2 separate regions of the Mus musculus genome follow, and region 1 is linked to region 2. A link is a loop called in an ENCODE intact Hi-C map of the cell type or tissue named here. Cell type or tissue: left cerebral cortex. All regions are shown on one strand. Each heading gives the region's core, and the rest is flanking DNA. Links, peaks and the distances in the headings are about the cores only. Region 1 overlaps Bsn (bassoon). Region 2 holds the start of Apeh (acylpeptide hydrolase).

The links. A loop is a pair of places that touch in the nucleus more often than their neighbours do. Peaks named below come from ENCODE experiments on the same cell type or tissue, not always from the same donor. Only the 100,000 strongest peaks of a DNase experiment are listed, where the experiment ranks them.
Region 1: a loop joins it to region 2, with 3 times the contacts of the local background. A loop is called at or near these places in 8 of 42 quality-filtered maps.

What each region holds. Positions count from the first base shown.
Region 1 is chr9:108,178,547-108,188,233 of GRCm38, forward strand. The region is part of intron 1 of Bsn (bassoon); the gene reads right to left. Among named protein-coding and RNA genes, the nearest start is that of Bsn, 7.0 kb to the right of the region's middle. In left cerebral cortex, for the core only: no CTCF peak of the experiment used is centred there; DNase peaks (open chromatin) are centred at 1,971, 3,487, 5,407, 5,698 and 1 more place; H3K4me3 peaks cover 3,383 bases; H3K27ac peaks cover 6,909 bases.
Region 2 is chr9:108,091,702-108,101,388 of GRCm38, forward strand. It overlaps Apeh (acylpeptide hydrolase), which reads right to left and starts at 2,779. Exons shown (of 22, transcript NM_146226.2): 1 at 2,734-2,779; 2 at 2,526-2,658; 3 at 1,921-2,047; 4 at 1,280-1,373; 5 at 1,106-1,181; 6 at 853-1,016; 7 at 575-712; 8 at 387-478; 9 at 270-310; 10 at 67-188. The coding sequence starts at 2,745. It overlaps Bsn (bassoon), which reads right to left. Exons shown (of 12, transcript NM_007567.2): 12 at 4,321-8,196. In left cerebral cortex, for the core only: CTCF peaks have their summits at 2,860 and 4,083 (motif pointing right); DNase peaks (open chromatin) are centred at 2,897, 3,286, 3,518 and 4,109; H3K4me3 peaks cover 1,732 bases; H3K27ac peaks cover 1,646 bases.

The sequences.
Region 1 (9,687 bases), core at 742-8,741, 87 kb after region 2:
TGGCAACTCACCAAACATCAGCTAGCAAGGCCTTGGCTGTGAAACTCTAACACTGGCCACTCAAGGTCAGATGTGGGGCTCGAGAATGTGGGCTCACAAGGACGCAGGAGAGGGATATGCCCTCAGAGGATGACTCCTGAAACAAACACTGCCTTAATTCTTACCCTCGTTCTCCAGTGGAACATAGGATCCAAAAACCTCACTAGGTTGCAAAGAATCTCCAGGCATACAGAGAGCAGACATGGCAGGACCTACACAGGCTCCCGCAGATGCACACCTGGGCTCCACGTTTCCAAATGGGAGTCACTCAGCCTTCGTGCAGAGATGGCCTGCAAGAGGCTAGACAGCCATGGGGATAGCTTCCATGAAGATCTCAGAAAGGCAGAGGAAGATTTTCTGCTGCTGGCATGAGTGAAGGCTCTGATCTTCAGACTGTCATTCATAAGCCATGTCACGTGCTAAGCCAGGGCCCTGGTCTCCGAGTCTCCCTGTCTTTAGAGTACTGAGCCTTGGGCACACCAGCCTAGGTAGGCAACTGTCCCCACGACAGCCAAAGGAGCTGAAAGTCTCAAAGTCAGAGAAGACCAGACTGAGGAATTGTGAGAACATGGCAGGTAGGGAGGCTCATAACAGATACCTGTGAAACCTCTGAGCCGAGGACCAGCCAACAAGAAATATAAGGAAATCCACTTCAAGTAACCAGAAACAGGAGTTTCCTAACAGAGGAGTCTGCTGAGAAAGACCAAAGACTGCTGACTACTTTCGCGTTCATACGAGGGCAGAGCTCTGCCCGGGAGATAACAGCAGCCATTCTAGCATCTGTTAGGGCTGGGCTAGGGGCAGACACACATTATCTGCTGAAGCCAAGCCATATTCTCAAAGGACCACCCTCACGTACTGACCTTGACACTGAGAGAGTCTGGCCTAAGCCCACAGAGGCCTAGGGCAGCTCTTCCCGCTAAAATGAAGGTGTCAACTCCACCGTCCAACTGCATGAGTGCAGTAGACCAAACTAGCCTCTTCTGGGCTCGCCTTCCCTTGTGCCAACCTCCCCCCTCACAGTTTTGCCCAACTCCAGCTCCCTCTGGCAATCATAGGCACATAGACCATTGCCTATGGGGAGAGAGATGCTCAGAAGGTGAGGGGGCCCAGAGCAGGGAACGGTGAGCCCACAGCAGGCTCTGCTGGCCTAGGTTTCGCTTGCATCGCTGGCTACCCCAGTGCATGGAGGCCAGTGACTTTCCAAGCAGCCACCTGTAGGGAAAGTGCCATCGACCTGGCTCCAGGCTTGACTTCCTTTGTCCATTCTAGGAAGTTTCTAGAACATAGTAAATGAGCCACCCTCTATTTACAGCTGCTTTTAATTCCCCTGATGGAAACACATTGTGCTTTTTATTTATCATCTTGTTTTGCCTGAGACAGGTTCTCATTCTGTATCTCAGGCTGATATACTATTTAACAAACACATGCTGGCCCGGAAGGCAGCGTGACCCTCCTACCTCAGCCTCCTGGATGCTGGGATTACAGGTGTGAGCCCCATGGCCAGTTTGTGACCTTGACTTCTCAGTGGGGCTGAAGAACAATGGAAATCATCCCCTCCCTTTTTATTCATCTCATAGAGGTCAAATGTCAAGGGTGAATGGGGCTTTGGAAATTATCCGGTAAACCCTTCATTTTAGGGATGATGAAACTGAAAACTTAAGGGCCTGGGAGTGGGTCAGTGGCGGAGCCCTTACCAAGCATGAGCCTCAGAAGCTCAAAAATAAACCAAGAATATCCTAAAGATCTCCTCGGTGTGTGTACTCAGTGTGGCGTCTGGGGCAACATCAAATGATCAAAACCTGGCTTTCTGATCGGCATTCAGGAGGCCCACTCTTCCGCACCCCACACTGTCCTTTATCCAAATGTCCTACTTCCTGATCCTTTTGCCTCCCCACAGCCCTCCCCATCCTCTTGCTAAATTTTCCATCTTCTCTGAGCAGGAGGAAGGGAAATGACACGGCTCTCCAGCTGTGCTCAGTGTAAGGCATTTTGGTTTGCTAACGTCTGCTTGCTAGCTGTTCTGAAACGCTCATCTTAGGTCTTTGGAGCTCCCAACAGAATAAGCTAATGTTTTGAATGTGTTTTGTAAGCTGTAAAGCACTATACAAATATATGTTCTACTATTTTAGGATATGGAATAATACAATCCCTTCAAATCGTGCTTTTGATTATCCTACCTCCGTGAGACAAAGAGAAGCAGAGGTGAGAAGGACAAGAAGGAAGAGGAAAGAGAGGGTAGAGATCTGGACATGTCTGTCTGTCCCTCCTCAGACCACAAGTCCATGGAGGGCGGAGCGCACTCATTCTATGCTATTTCTTCTGTTCTCACGGCTCACCAAGCATAGGCTCGAGTGGTTCCTTTAAAACCCTACTCTAGGCGAGGTGCTCATGATCCCACCACTCAGAAGGCTTAGGCAGGAAGACTAAAACCGAGTCTGGGCTACACAGTGAGACACTGACAAACGAAACAACGCTGAGGTGGACATGTAGCCCAGATGTAGAGCATCCACCCGGTGTGCTTGAAGCCGTGGGTTCGATTCTCAGCACTGCATAGAATGGCATGGTGGTGCATGCATGGGGTCCTAGCACTCTGGGGGTAGAGGTGGAAGATCACAACTCCAAAATTATCCTCAGCTACAAGGGGAGCTTGAGGTCACCCTGAGCTACCTGAGATCCTGTCTCAAACAAGAAAACATTTCCTTGTGGACTGAGGATGTAGCTCAGCAGCAGAGCATTTGCCTGGGATATATGAAGCCCTGGGTTCAATTACCAGCATCAAAATATGTAAGTAATAAGTTTTAAGTTAAAAAAACCATTTCTATTTCACTGAAGAAAAAAAAAAACCCAAGGGTTCCCACATATAAAATATACAGAAGAGGAGAGTGCAGAGACTTTGGCCAAGAGATAAACAACTCTAAGTTAGACAGGAAAAATAAATTAATAACAACATTATACTCTTGAAAAAGCACTGAGCAGATTTCAACTCTTTTTCACCACAAGAAAATAAGTATGTGAGTGACTAAACACACTATTTTTCTATGTTTTAAAGCATCACGTGGTATATAATAAATACTGTTAAAAGCCTGGTATAATGGCACATACCTAGAGGAGGAGGAAGCAAAGGGGAGGGTCACAAGTTCAAGGCCAGTGTGGGCCACATGGGACCTCGCTCCCACCCCACCCTCCAAAAACCTTTAGGCTCAGGGAGTAAAGTGCTTGCCACAGAAACATGACCTCCATTTGAAGCCCAAGAACAAACAAAACGCCAGATGTGGTGGTAGGTGTCTGTAATTGTGGTGGTCCTACAACGAGAAGGGGGCTGACCCGACTTAGATGGCCATGGACAGGAATGGTCCAGGCTACTTCCTGTTTTTCCAGAGGAGCAGAGTTTGATTTTTAGCATCCATGTTGGGCAGCAGCTTACAACTTGTATAACTGCAGCTCCGGGGGTGTCCATGCCTCCTGCCTCCTCAGGCGCTGACATTCACAAATCCTCATACAGACACATGCATACACATAAGTAAAACCAAAGTATTTTTAAAAAGGTCAAGAGAGCTGGATATAATGGCGCAAACCTTTATTACCAGGACTCAGGAGGCAGAGGCAGGCAGATCTGAGTTCAAGGCCAACCTGGTCTACACAGAAAGTTTCTAAGACTCCCCGGGCTATACAGAGACCCCGTCTCAAAAAGATAAGATAAAAGGGTATGTAGGACTACCATGACTGCTCAGTGGTTAAGAGCACTGGCTGCTCTTCCAGAGGACCAGGGTCCAATTCCCAAAACCCACATGGCAGCTCACAACCATCTATAACTCCAGTCCCAAGGGACCCAATGTCCTTTCTGGTCTTAGTGGCACCAGACATACACATGTTGCATAGACTCACATGCAAGCAAGCACCCATATGCATAAAATAAAATAATTTTAAGAAATTTAAAGAGAGGGAGAGACCTTGCCTCAAAGTGGTAGGTAAGGTCTAACATCTGTGGCTTTCCTCTTTTCTAAATATGTACCACCCAATGCTCTCTCTCTTCCCGCTGTCTCTGTTTTCTGTCTGTCTATCCCTGTCTGCCTGTCTCTGTCTCTGTCTCTCTCTCTCTCTCTCTCTCTCTCTCTCTCTCTCACACACACACACACACACACACACACACACACACACACAGGCACATGCACAGGCACACATACAGGTAGTCCCTTGCTAACCCCCACATACACAGCAATACACCAATGTGACTACTGAAGAGTGTCCTTATCTTCCCTCTTTTCCAAATCACCCACATTTCTGCAGTAATTATTCAGCATCCTTGTGAGAGTTGTTTCCTCCCTAGGCCAGCGTCACTCGCGGGTAGGACAGACTTCTCAGGAGCTCCTAGACAAGCCGTTAGAGCCCTTTGATCCCCTCTGTATGTGAGACTGGGTCTCAGAAACCACTCCCACTTCCTTGCAGAGTCTTCACCCTTGGCTCTGACATCAGAACCACCTGCTCTGGGCCAGGCTTCTGCAGGCACTTCTGGACTTGAGCCTGAAAAGGACTTAAAAGGTTCTAGGGTGCCTCTAAGTAATTTTCTTGTTAGAAAGAAGTGAGAGTCAGTCAGCAGGTAAAGCCTCTTCTTGATCAGAGCTCTCATTAGAACCGTGGGTGCATAAAAGCAAAGCTGGGAAGGAAACATCCTAACACCCTGCTGGGCCCCAGAATGCAATTCGGATGAGCGAAGGAGCATGCGCAATGGCCTCAGCCGCTCAGTCCTAAGTAGAAGTGAGATAGGGAGAATAATGCCGCGGGAATGAGCTGAGGATAGTGGTCAAGCATCACTTGCCTAGGCTGGCATGCACACAGCCTTGGGTTTAACTCCCAGAACCACACACACACACACACACACACACACACACACACAAGACAGAAAAACCAGCAGACACCCACCCACTAAAGGTCCGGCCTGACAGGAGGGAACCACAGAGGGCAGAGCGCCAGAATTCCAGCTTCCCTACCACAGGGAGCCACAGGCCACGGTCCCAACTATAGCCAACCGCCCCATGGTGCTTCTACGCGAAGATGGCAGATGGTCCCTTAGGAGCAGAACTTGGGCAAGTCCCTGAGTTTGGTGCTGCTACCGACATGACATGCTTCTGGCAACGGGAGGACTGAGGCCGGAGGCCCCACAGCTAGACTTGTTCATCAAGCCTCACTCATATCCCGAAGTGGCCCTCAGCCACTGCTGCAAGCATGCAGGCCTCGGTCGCCGTTGTAGTTTTCAAACAGTTCCGGGGCAGGAAGGACAAAGATGCCAGGACAGATGGGGCCTGCAGGGTTTGCACGGCATGGCAGGGCAAGAGAGAAATAAAAAACCTAGCCGACTGTCGGCGATGAAGCAGCCACTCAGTAACCACGGTGAGACCCAATGTGACGGCACGATCAGCCCCAGCTCAACAGGACAGACCATGGGCTCCCGGAGCGAGACCAGTGAGCTGAGGATTGCTTGAACCCCTCAAACCTAGCTCCTAGCAGCTTCTTATTTCGGATATACAGAGGGCTCACGTGAGCTGGGGTCAAAGGGCAGGACTCTGAAAGCGTTGGCTTCTTAAACTCAGTGCCAACCCAAATCAGGAAAATTTCAGAGACAGAAGAAAAAGTGACCCAGTACATTGTTCTTTGGCTCCCAAATTAGTCCAAAGCCTGGCTCTATTTTTAGCGACTTCCTCCTCTCTCCATATCTGAATCCTTCAACAAATCCCTTCTTCTAACGGTAGAATTTCAGCCCGGCGTGGTAGCACATGCCGCTCTGCACTTTGGAGGCTAAGGCAGGAGGATTGAGAGTTTGAGGCCACCCTGGGCTAAGTATGTTTAAGATCAACATAGCAAGTCATGGTCTCAAAAATAACAAAATGAATGAAGTCTGGGCTTGTGACATACAATTCAGTGGTAGGGCATTTGTCTAGCATGTATGACGCTTCAGGGTTTGAAATCCAGCACTATGAATTAATAATAATAATAATAATAATAATAATAAAGCATGGATTAGAATAGAGTCTAAATATAATATTATAATATCCAATTTTTCAGGAAAACTTTAGCCAAGATACATCTTAAATGACATCATAAGAATGCAATTAGCTCAGTCTAGAATATGAAGGATCAAAGAACAAATGACTCAGAGATGTAATACATAAATTACAGAACGAACAACTTCAGAGACAGTCTATCAATTTAAAGGGACTAGATTTACCTTATATATCACAATTTGTGCAAACCAACTGCCAAAATCTATAACACGATCAGAAGACAGACCCACATCCAAATGATCCCTGAGATTAAGGAGAGATTGTTGGAGGGCTGGAGAGACAGCTCAGCAGTTAACGTCGTGTACTGTGCTTGCAGGGGACCCAGGTTCAGTTCTCGTCTCCCATGTTGAGTGGCTCCTACTACCTATACCCAGCTTGAGAGAGAGCCAGTCTTTCTGGCCTCTTCGGTCACTTGCACTCAGATGCATATTCACGCACAGAGACACACAAATGCACATAATTAAAAATAAATCTTTTTTTTTTAAAGAACAGGCTGTATGTTTAGCTGAAGACAGGGTGCCTGGCCAGCATTTCTGAGGCCCTGGGTTTGATTCCTAGCATACCTTCCCTGGGAGGAAAGAAATACCTACTCAGCTATGATGGTGTCGTCATGGTTACGTTTATTCAGAGCTCATTTCTTGGAAGGATACAGTGAGATGCTGCTGATGGGATGTAGGACTGTTGGAATTTGTCTCAGTGAGAAGGGAGGTAAAGGAAACGTGATTGGCTGAGTTGAGCGTGCCTGTATCCACGTAATTGGAACATGAGGCTTTAGTGGACAATCCTCTCTGTTGTTACATATGCTGAAGTGTTCCATAGTCATCGTGTTTTGTTTGTTTGTTTGTTTGTTTGCTCACTTGCTTGCTTGTTTAAATAGCCTGTCTTCTCCTAATATCTCCACTAGAAAAAAGAATTTTTAACTCAGAGCCAGGCTTGGTCACTCACACCTGTCGTCCCAGCTCTTGTAAAGCAGAGGCAGGTGGGGCAGCCCTAGTCCAAGTCCACCCTGGGTTATGTATGTGGTGAATTCCAGGCTAGCTAGGCTGCAAAATAAGACTCTGTCTCCAAAATAGAAAAAAAAAAAAAAAAAGCAAGCCACTGACAGCATCCTGACAGCCCCACTGGTGCTGGGGACAATGTCACAAAGCTGCCCTCTCCAGGTAAGATTGACAATGTCACTATTCTAAAGGAAGGTCACTTCAATTCATACCTGTACTCCCAGAAAACTCAGCCACTGGGGCCAGACAAGGCTTCTAAATGACAAATGACGGTTATTTCCAAATCTGGCAATTCCACCTATCGCTCTGCCTTCACAGGTTCACTGTAGACTGCTAGTCCACGGCTATCAGCTAATGCGGGGGACCTGGATTCAGACACTGTGCCTGATGAATCCGTTTTGAGAAAAGAACTCCACGTGGTTCGTGGGCACTCTCACCTTCCAGCAAATGATAAGGGTTCCTGTCATGTTTGCCTCAAGACTTCTCCATGTCGTATGAACTAAAAGGGAACTGTGGCTTTTGATGGGCATTTAGAGAGAGATGTCTCAGCTGGCTTGTCCCTGTCTCTCTCCGAGTCTCTTGCATTCAGTCTCTTTGCTCACTGTCTCTGCCAAGGTAGACCACATTCCTCTTCCCGCCCCTACCCCTGAATTCCAGTGATTTTCCCATAATGTTTTGTGTGTCTCTCTCCCTTGAAACCTAAATGTGTCTTTCTAATCTTCCTACTTGAAAACCCTTCCATATGTAGACACTAGGCTGCCCAGTCTTTCCTTGAGATTATCCACGATGTGACTCTTCAAGAGGGACCTAACCAACCAGACTGAGTGCTAGTGGGTAGGGACCTAATGGGTTTTCTTCCATACTGTCCATGTAGCCAAATCCAGTACTTGTTCTCAGTAGCTAAGATACCTCAGCTAATTTATTGAAGATCAATTTGCACATGACAAAACATTTACACGTTCTTTCAGCTGATGTGGGCGAGATGATGTGGGCGAGATGTGTGGGCTGCCACGGATTTATGTGGGCCCTTTGTGCAATTTTAAAGCAGTTGCTTAAAATTTATTTGTGTGTGTGAATGTGCCTAAATCTACGTACACAGTTGGGGGAGGGGGTGTGTTCACCTGTGTCCATACAGGGAGATGCCAAAGGAAGGTCTCGAGGGTCCTCTTCAACATTCTCCACTCGCCCCCTTTGAAGCTGGGGCTCTCTTCTCAGAGCGGCTGGAAGCCAGCAAGTCTCACTGATCCTCTCATCCTGCCTGCTCAGCACTGGGGGATGCAGGTTTTCATGAGATGCCCAGTTATTTGAAGCTCAGGTCCTCATGATTGTGTAGCAAGCTCTCTTCACCACGGAACCATCTCTCCCTCCCTGCTTCGTGTAAGGATTTTTAAGTTGTATTTTTATGTGTATGAGTGTTTTGCATGTATGTCTATGCATTATATGTATGCCTGGTGTCCATAGAGGCCAGAAGCAAGTGTCAGATCCCCTGGAACTGAAGGTTATGGATGGCTGCCACCCAACATGTGGATGTCAGGGATTGACTCCAGGTCCTCTAAAAGAGTAGTCAGTGCTCTTAACTGTTGAACCATCTCTCCAGTACTCAATGAGCAGGTTTTTGTTCTGTTTTGTGGTGGTACTGGGACTTGAACTCAGGGCCTTATAGGTGCTGACTAAGCACTCTGCCACAGTACTACCTCCCAGCTCCTTACTTTCTCAGGTTCTTACAAGGTCTGGCCTTAACCTGGTGGTATGTCATGGATACATGCACAGGTAAAATTGCATCATCTATGCCCTTGCTGCACATTGATACATCACTATAAATGACTGAGTGAGTGAGTGAGTGAGTGAATGAGTGAATGAATGAATGAATGAAGCTTGTTCCTTCCTCTGACAGGATGCAGCCCCTACCAAGTCACTTAGCTTAGAAAGCAGAGTCTGAGACAGAGATCAGCTTCCTTCCAATCTGTCTCCTTAGGAAAAGCAGAGCTGATAGAACTATATGAGGTGAACCTGAGACCAGACACAGAAAATCCTTCCTTGTGAAGCTATGCAGTGCCCAAGGCTCTGCCATCGTCCCTGGAGGCCCAGAGACAGCATCACTATGGGTGTGGCAGCACCTATGCTTACTGAATTCAAGTCAGGCTCTTCAGCCTTGAACGCTGAAGCCGCCCCCTCACAGAGCCCGAGTCAGCTCAGCAGGAGGATGAAAAGAACGAACTCAGCTTGAGGTGACAGGAGGTGCTGTGGCAATCGGAGAGAAGCAGGATTCCACTCCCTAAGAACCTCACTTCTCTTCCCCTATGGGGTTAGAAAATTCATCACACCTTCTTTTGGCCCCTTCCCCTATACTATAAGGTTTCTGGCTGCTATAAAATTCAAGGCCTTGTTGGAAACAAATATATCCCTGTGCAATGCTCTTTGCTGAATGCCTGGGGCTCATGCCATGGGGCTTTTTCTCCATCAATGGGCCAATCTGTTCATCAGCATCTCAGAACAGAACATGCTAAATTTGGTATCAGGTACCTGAGATGCACTGGTGAAAGGACCTAGAAGCCATCCCGACTCTGAGGCAGAGACAGACAGACAGA
Region 2 (9,687 bases), core at 869-8,868:
CATCCCTTTAGCCCTCATTCCCCATCAAGAGCTAACCGTCCTCCCACCCCACCCACTTCAGCTCACCAGGAAGAGCTGGCTGCACTGGTGATGAGGGGCTAGAGATGGGTACTGCAGGTAGACGACGCGACACTGGTCTGGGCTCAGCCGAGGAGAGCAGACAGCCAGGGACTCATCCGAGAGTAGTTCTAGGCCACAGAAATATGAGTATCACATAGACCAGGGAAGACTAACAGTCAGGAAAGCACGTGCGGACGCCAGACACTTACCACACTTCCCCCCGCTCAGGTCCACATAGTACAGGGCTGACCTGGAAAGGTCAGAGAGACACTCAGCTCTATGGTCAGCTGGGCCGTAAGGGCCCTCTGGTCTGCCTGCTTTCTCACCTGCGATTGGTGCAGTAGCGGATACCTAGCCGGAAGGGTTCGTGCCACCAGCCCACAAACACCACACCCGTGTCTCCAGGGGCCCAGAAAGCCTGCAAACAAAACCACAAAGTAGGTATGAGCAAGACGTAATCGCTCAAGCAGGGGACCCCGACTCCAGAAGGGGCAAAGGCCATGTTGCTGCTGACCTGACCAGGGGACACATTTTCAGGGACGCCCTCAAGCACGGAGATGTTACCACTCTCGATATCCAGCACGCAGAGCACAGGGATGCTTTTGGAAACCATAGTTTCTCCCCAGTCTTCATAAAATACAAACTGGTCCCCCTGAGAACAGAGGACACTCAATGCCCAGGGTGCCTACAGAACCCTGACCTGCCTCCTAGACACTAGGGCCTCCCAGGTCCACCGGATGTAGGGCAGGGCTGCCCGGCAGGGCCTGTGTGGCCCGGCCACACCACAAGCACCTTGATGGCCTGGTCTGGCTTCTTCGGCCTGGCCATCTCCTCATCACTGGCACTGACGTCCAAGGCTTTGGTTTGAAAGAAGGACTCAGCTTTGGGACGCTTCTTCTCCGCCACATACAACAAGTGCGTCTCTGAGTGTGACCAGGAGAGGCAGCCAAAGCAGTCTGCATGCAGGGAGGGACGGTTAGGGGGAGCCCAATGCTATAGCTGCCCCTTCTGCCCACCCCTCCTGCTTACCAGCCAGGCGCCTCACCATCTTCATACACAGGCCCATGCTTCTCCAGTGCAGACAGGTTGAAACTCTTGAGCTTGCGGTTCTTCTCCCAGACCTGAAGATACCTGGGCATCAGGCTGCTTGCCCCTCCACAGGGCTTCACTTGTGGCACTAAGTGACCGGCTGGCTGCCACCTCATCCTTGCAAACTCACCTCCAAGAACTGTTTTTCCTCTCCCGAGACTGCACCTCCAGCCTTGCGCAGCACTGCTTTCATGGTGCCTGAAGGAGACTCTCTGCTCAGCAGCCTGAGAACAGGGGTTGCAGGTCAGGAAGGTGCCAAGTCGTCCCCCCCAACAGCCTTGTGCTGGCCCCCTTACTGGTCACAACCTCTTAGCTGAGTCTCTGTCTCTGTCTGTCTGTCTGTCTCTCTCTCCTTTCTTTATAAGCCCTTTTAGGTCTGGCGTTATAAAATCAGAATTGGCCGCACAGGAGGCTATCTCCCAGCTAACTGGGACTCTGAAATCATACCAGCCCATGAAGCACTCCCAGCCTCAAGCTGGCTGGCCTTTTTTCTCTTCCTTAGGTTACTGACTCGACTGTCTCCAGAGTCCTAGGGACCTAGGCCCTAGTTTAGAAGAAGCTCCTAGTATTTATCAGGCCATGTCTCCAGAGACCAGACAAGCTCTCAGGGGTCAGGCACCTTGCTCTTTGCTCCCCTGAAGCCACCCAAAGTTGTCCCTGAAGGGGATAGGCACAGAGCACAACACCCTAAGGACACATGGCGACATTTATGAAAGGCTAGCAAGGCAGGTGGCTGCGGTCTTGTCTACAGACTGCTCCTGTCACACTTACTCCCCCCGGGTTTCCACACTGTTGCCCGCAGGCCCGGCAAACACCACCGAGTCTCCATCATGGAACACTAGGTACTGGCGGCAGAATCGGATGTTCTCCATTCGATCCAAGTCCCTCTGAGTCCACTCTGCAAGGGAGGCAGGGGGCTGCTCAACTTGTCTGGGCCAGTTTGGACCACTGCCCACCAATCAAGGCCTATCTTTCCCAGTCTGTCTCCGGACAGCCTGAGTATAGCCTGGACAACACTTCACTTAATATAACCTAAGCCTAGGCTCCCAGAGCCTGAGCTGACGGTCAGAGAGAACCCACTACCAACCACAGAATTTTAAGGGCAACATAGCTGTTGTTGGGTTGTAGAATGTAAGGGCCGGAGAGTCCTGCGAGGCCCACACCTTGCACTCAGGTCTGAATTTTACTCCCACACCTTCAACTCATTTACGGAATTATTTATCAGTAAGGCTAGTGCAGCCCCCAAAACACCTGTGCGCAGGAACTACAGTTGGGTTTCCTCCCCAAACCCGTGTCAAGCAGCGTGCCCTCCACAGTCCCCATCTCTCCACCTGGATGCACGGCCCGTCGCCACCCAGTTCCCTCGGTCTACACACCAGTGTGCACAGTCCGATAGAGGCCCCCATACTGCGTGGTGACCTCCGGGCCCAGGCAGGCGGCGCTCAGCGAAGGCTGGCGGCTAAGGCCCCGGTACAGCGCTGCCGCCTCCTGGGGCTCACTCAGCAGCACCTGCGCAGGGGACACACCAGGGTCAGGCTCAGCCCGGGCTACGGAGGCCACGGGGGCCACGGGCCGAGCCCTCACCTGACGCTCCATAGTCGGTCTTTCGGTAGCAGCTAAGTCCCGGAAGTGAAGCTCCGGGGGCGGGGCCTAAGGCGGTCCCCAGTTTCCGCTACACTCAGTGGCGACCTGGGACCCGCAGGGCCCTGTATAAGCTCCGGCCAGTCGGCAGGGGGCGGGGCCTGGATAGTAAGAAGGCGGGGCCTACGAAGGAGCCGCCCGGAGGGGAGGAGCGGGAAACAAAAATTCAGTCGAAGACTAGGCAAGTGGGAGGCAGAATCAGGGAGTCGAGTCCTGGGATTTTTAGAGAGGGGAGGCTCCGAGGAGTGAGGGCGGACGTATAGCAGCAGAATACAGAGCCGGTGTTCAGAGACAGGGCAGGTCTGGGAGGAGTGAAGGAAGTAGGATTGGACTCCAGCCGACTGTGAGCTGAAAGCTGCGGGATCAGAGAGAAAGCCCTGAGCGTTCGAAGGGTGGGGCTTCGGAGGAACACTAATGATCCTTAAGGATGAGGGGGCGGGGGCGGGGGCGGGGACGGGTGGGAACCGAATACAGAGACTAGCGGGTCTGTGAAAGCGGAATGTTGCGGGGCGCCTCAGTCGCAGGGATCTCTTTCAGCGCTCTCCCCATCTACTGCAAGCCAGGCGATTAGGAGTGGGAAACTTAGGTTCCCGGGTGGAGCCCTGGGGCGCCGGGCAAAGGGCGGTGCTGAACTCTCTGGGTGCTACCCTGGCTTATCAATCACCAGACTTGCCCCTAAAGCTATCTGTTGCCACAGCCTTAACCCGCCCTTCTCAGAAGCTCCTTGCTGCGGATCGTGAGCCGACTGGGTCTCAACCTACTCCAAGGGCCGATGTGGAGGGTCAGACTTCACCTAAGAGCAGCGAGCGTGCTGTGGAAAGAAGAGCCTAGGCAGACAGTCTCCTGCACACGACACAGGACTAGGTTGACTTAGGTGACAGCAGAGAGCAAGAGTGGTTGGGCAACAGTAGGTATCTCCCCCTCCTCCATATAGCTTGAGAGTGGCTGGTCTTTTAGACCAGCTATGGGCCCCCTTGAATGAGTGCTTTCTTTCTTACTTGAGGCAAAATTGATACTCTTTAATCTCTGTTTCTTATTTTCTAGTGCTGCTTAACTTATATTTGTTTAGTTTCTCTACGTAGTTCTGGCCTCAAACTCACAGAGACCCACCTATCTCTGTCTCCCAAGAGCTGGGATTAAATGTGTGGGCTATGATATCCAGCTTGAACTATTCTTGACTATACTAAGGATTAAAGTCTCAGCCATGGGGGACTGGGGGGGGGGGGGGAGTTTCGAACAAGGTAGGCAGATGTAAAGCTTGTTTGATAGCACCAGGGGGCAGCACTTGCCCATCTAGCTCCTGGGAACCAGGATCCTGAAAACTGTCTGGTGGCTTAGGACAAGCCTTTGCACCTTCCTGGAGGGTCATGTTTGAATGGCTTGGTGTTGACTCCGCCTCAATTGTGCCAACATTTCTGAAATTTTGCTCTTTCTCATTTTTTTCTTTAATCGTGGAGAATACTGTCACAAACGTTGGCATCTACCTGTTTGGCTAAGTGTTCCCACTTCAGAAATCACCCCGAGACTGTCTGAAGGTTGTTTATATCAAGTCCTTTTATTCTGATACCACAGAAATACCTTGTCACAGTACAGGGGAGGGACACTGAAGTACCACGAGTTCTCACAGAGCACAGGAGGACGGCACACAATTCACAAGGTCATGTGGAGGACTCGGGTCATTGCACTTACAATGTAAACTTGTTTGTTTGACTTTGTACAGCACTCTCCCCCCTCACAGAGAGAAGGAGAGAGAGGGGAGGAGGAGGGGAGGGAAAGCAAAAACAAGACATAGAAGCTAGAGGGAGAAAATGTAGATGGCCACCACTCTCTAGGGTACCACACTTGAGAGGAATTGATTTGACCCCAGAGGCTGAATGAGACTCGTGCACACACGCACAAACACACACACACACTCACACATACATACATACATACACACACACACACACACACACACACACTCATGTACATGTGCTTACACATACAGTATCTCATGACTTCTATGGCTCTCCAGTGCCACCCGGTGCACATGGTAGCAGGGTGCTGGCACCCAGGGAGACAGAGATGGCATCTCCAGAGAGTTTCATTTGATTATATATGTCCCTCCGGCCCTGATGGAGTCCATGATGACACATTATTTACAGCAAGGGAGGAGAAGGGCTATTGGGCAGGACTGTACTCTCACGGACAAGGACCTGCCTGGAAAACTCCCCAGAGGCTCCAGCATACAGACCAGAATTGCTGCCCTGGCTGTTCTTTCAGTGTGGGCCCTGAGACTGTTCACCCTGCCCAAAGAACAGGAAGAAGATGGTGCGAGGACCATCCCTATGAAGTGAGTGTGTTGAGGCCTTGCGTGGGCAGAGGAGGGTGCCCTTGCTTATGACACTAAGAGGGGAGAAAATGGAGGTCTGGGCTCTACACAGAGTCAACATAAGGGCCAGGGATACCTATGGCCTAGAAGACTCCTGCAGTCATATTCACAGAAGGGCAAAGATCTGTCCTGTGGGCACAGCCAGGGATAGAGTAGCAGATATCAGAAATGTCAGAAAAGAAATGTGCTGTAAAGTTAATACTTTAGAGCCTAGGGGTCAGCCAGAGACTGACCCGTGGACACCCTGCCTGCCCTCATCCCCTAGTCTAGCCCCTTGACTCTGAGAGGAAAGGAATACAGTCATGGTCCCAGGTATCTAGACCCTGGGCACATCCTGTACACACCTGGGCCTGGGAGTTCCTCAAAGAGGGCCTTCTTCAGCCCTTTTAGCGATGGCCCCATATAGCCCAAGTTTGATCTCTGAGATATTCCATAGTGTGAAGAAAGCTAAATCCCGGGAACTCGGGCTCTTAAGTCCAACACAGCTTGAAGTGTCCCAACCACAGCTGCCGATGGTGGGACAGGATCCCACACTAAAGGATTTATAAGCCTTGTAAAAATGCATGAGAAACGTGAACCCCTGAGAAATGCATGGTATACACCAAAGCTCTCTGGAGGCAGGCCAGACTTTAGGGGTCAGGCAGGTACTGTCTGCCCTACTCCTGGGCCAGTGAGGGAGATGCTGACAACAGTGTGATACTTATGCCTCAGAGGAGGCAAGTCCTGGGGCAGATGTGGAGAGGGTTACACCAACCCTTCAGTAAGTTTTGCTCTTGAGAGACCTTCTGGGCTCAGTTTGAAGCTGTTATTTATGTGAACAGTTTTTTCCTGAATGATATTTTCAGCCATAGCCAGCTCCTTCTGGGTACCTTATGACCCCTGGCTCCACTCCAGATAGATCTCTTGGCTCACAATCCTTTAAGCTTCTTCATCACAAAGGAGAGACATAGAGCAGAGTCAGTCAAGATCTGGGAATCATAGGGCACAGCCAGGATCCCTTGGCTTCTGCCTCTCCACAGATGTGCCCCAAGCTTTGCCCTTGAGCAGTACCCCACTGGGAAGATGTGACCAGTTTCTTTTGGCTCAGGCCTGGGATAGGAGGAAAAATGATATACAAGTAGAAATCCTACAGCAAACCCACAGAATGTCCATACACATGCATCCTGTGCGGGCTCCCCTCTCTGTCTAGTCTAAGGTTTGTTTTTATCTGCTATTGTACACAGATAAAAACTGCAAGGTGTCTGGGGCCTCACTGCCTGCTCCCTGGCCTGGCAAATGTAGGCAGTTCTGGCAGGTCTTTACTAGCGTGTCCCAAAGTCAGGGAGAAGCGCTCCTAAAGGAGAGGTTTGGAGGCGAAAAGAACTCCAAGCAAGAGGTCGGGCATTTAAAATGAATGAAATCGTGCAAAGAAGCTTCGAGCCGTGCATGCTCCAGTGCCAGACAGGCGGCGACTCACCTGGCAAGCAGCGAGTCCTGCCACAGGTCAAACATGCCACAGACTTAAAATTTACACATGCACACCTGCACACGCGCATACACACACACACACACACACACACGCACGCACGCACGCACGCACGCACACACGCACTCACGCTCTCCATTTCTCTCTCACACACACAGAATGTGGGGACAAGGATTGGGTTGGGGTGATGGTATGAGCAGATAGAGCTATCCAGTTTCTCAACTGCATGTTTGCAATTAACTCCTTATATGTAACACGGAATTTATTAAATATTAACAGTTGTCTTTGAGGGTTTATATTTCATTGCATAGAACATTAGAGATGAGACTTGTGGCTGGGCCCGAGATGAAGGGAGGCCTCCCAGGGAAGGGCTTTGGGGAGGCATGTAGCCCAGTCCACGAGGTGAATGGACGGTGTTATACTCCCCTTACCTCACAGGTCTCTGAAGCTCTCCCTTGGCTCCTCTGCTCTGAGCACACCCACTGCTGATGGCTTAAGAAGACAGTAAACAGGCGGGCTGAGGAGCCTCCCTAGACCTCGCCCTGGGTTTGTGCTCTTGGTGGCCTGCTGCCCGCTATTGCTTCTAAATCAACGTTTCTCCCTGTGCTGAGCAGGGGCAGAGCAGAGAGGAAACCAAACCATCAGTCACGAGGTTGCGGGGTGGGGGTGGGGTGGGGGAGAGACAAAGGGATAAAAGCAAAGAAAAGAAAGGGAGAGAAAGAAAAATAAAACAACAACAACAAAAAAATGTTCATGAGGTATACATGTAAATCAAACTGGAATGATTAAGGCTGTTCCTGAAATCAAAAGAAATCCTCAGGTGTAGAGATGAGGAGCCGAGGAGCCGGCTGGTCGAGACAATGGCGGTGCTGCTGGGGTGCTCACAATGGCTGGGGGGATGGCTTTAAGGTGATGGCAGGCATGCCTAGTTACGCTGCCATCCACGGGCTGGGAGAAGCCTCAGCCGGTGCCCACGCTGCGTTTCGGTGCTATGGCCTCTTGTTTCAGCGATGAGACAGTGTTAGGGTCCTAATGTTTGTAAAGTTCTCCCAAACCCATGCTGGCCATGTGGACGTCTGCTCCAGTGTCACCCCCAGAGCAGGGTGACGAGGGCAAGGCCTTATGGCCACACAGGGATCCGGGCCAGCTGGAATGTGAAGGAATCGGAGCCCAGGGCCCCAGCCCTCAGTCAAAGCCCCTCTCCAAGGCTGTGGAAAAAACTTCTGGCATCTTAGAGGAGGGCAGTGTGCACCCAAACTCTGTGTATAACGCATTGGAAGCCTGGTGGCCAGGCCACAGGAGGCTGCGGGAAGAGCAGCAGACAGCAACAGCAGCAACCGCGTTCTGGTGAGGAGGGCTCCTCGCTCCCAAGGACGGCTGGCCTGAGTAAGGCAGGGTCTCTTGAAAGACATGAAAGGTCCCCCAAGCCAATGGTCCCATTGGTCCGGCAGATGCTTCACCTAGGTCGCTGCTGTGAGAACACATGTCATTCTCATGCTTGGTTGAGGCCTGCCTGCTGGGGCCCGCCTGCTGGGAATCTTTGGGCCAAAGGTTTGCCAGCTTGTAGATGCTTTGAAAAGAGAAGGAGAGAGGGAGAGAAGGAAGAAGGGTTTGTTGTTGTGAACCCTGGTCATAGTTTGCCACCCTCCTTACATTGCTCCTAGGCACTGCCATGTGATGGCCAGTTTCTGCTTCACCCAGAAGATTGCATTCCGTCAAGGCATAGAGAGGTTAGCATCTGCGCAGGTTAAAGACTGATCGGGAGAAGGGAGAGCCAGACCTCCAGGAAAAGACCTCCCTTCTTCCTGTGCCATTTGAGACAGCAGGGCTTCATTACATCACCCAAAGTGACACCAGAGCGACCCTCTAGTCACTTAGCCTACGGCACAGGCATGTGCCGTGTCCAACTTCTTTTATGATTGTGTGTATATATTATATGATTGTGTATATATATTACATGATTGTGTGTATATATTATATGATTGTGTGTGTATATATTATATGATTGTGTGTATATATTATATGATTGTGTGTATATGTTATATGATTGTGTGTATATATTATATGATTGTGTGTATATATTATATGATTGTGTGTATATGTTATATGATTGTGTGTATATATTATATGATTATGTGTATATATTATATGATTGTGTGTATATGTTATATGATTGTGTGTATATGTTATATGATTGTGTGTATATATTATATGATTGTGTGTATATATTATATGATTGTGTGTATATATTATATGATTGTGTGTATATATTATATGATTGTGTGTATATATACACCTGCACGTGGGGGTCAGAGGGTAAAGCGCAGGAGGTGGTTCTCCCTTCCACCATTTGGAGTCTAGGATTTAAACTCGGACTTTCAGGCTTTGGCAACAAACACCTTTAACCACTGAGCCATCTTGCTGGCCCTTTGACATTTATTTTGTAAGTGTATAGGAAGCCAGGTATGACAGTGGACACCCATAACCCTAGCCTTAAGTAATGGAGGGAGGAAACTCACTACAAGTTCACGGTTAGCTTGATCTCTATATATTGAGTTACAGATCGGTCAGTCCTACAAATGAGACCCAGTCTCAAAAAACAAACAAACAAAACCAAGAAGAGTGAGGGAGATGGGGTTTTGTTTCAAAAGACAAACATCTCCTAGCTCATGTCTGAAACTGACATGAAGGACACCAGGAGAGGGACATATGGAGCAGCTTTGACCACCTAGCCCAAATGTTGGCCAAGTGCCAGAATCAGGCAGCTCTTAGCTACAGAGTCACGGTCCCAGTGGCCTGCCCACATGATGGCAAGATGTGGCCCAAAGCACAGGTGTGCTGCCTTTTCTTCCTCGTAGTTCTCTGGCCCCAAACTCAGGGTGGGTGCTGTCCTGGACCCGAGCCGTGGGCTGTCCCTCCCCATCTCCCCTAAATACCACTTGAGATTTTATGTATGTTCCAGGGCACACCAAGAAACTGTCCAGCTGAGAGGGAGGATGACAGGGCATCCACTGCCTGACAGCAAAGGCAGGGAGCATGCTGTCAGGCAGCACTCAGATGG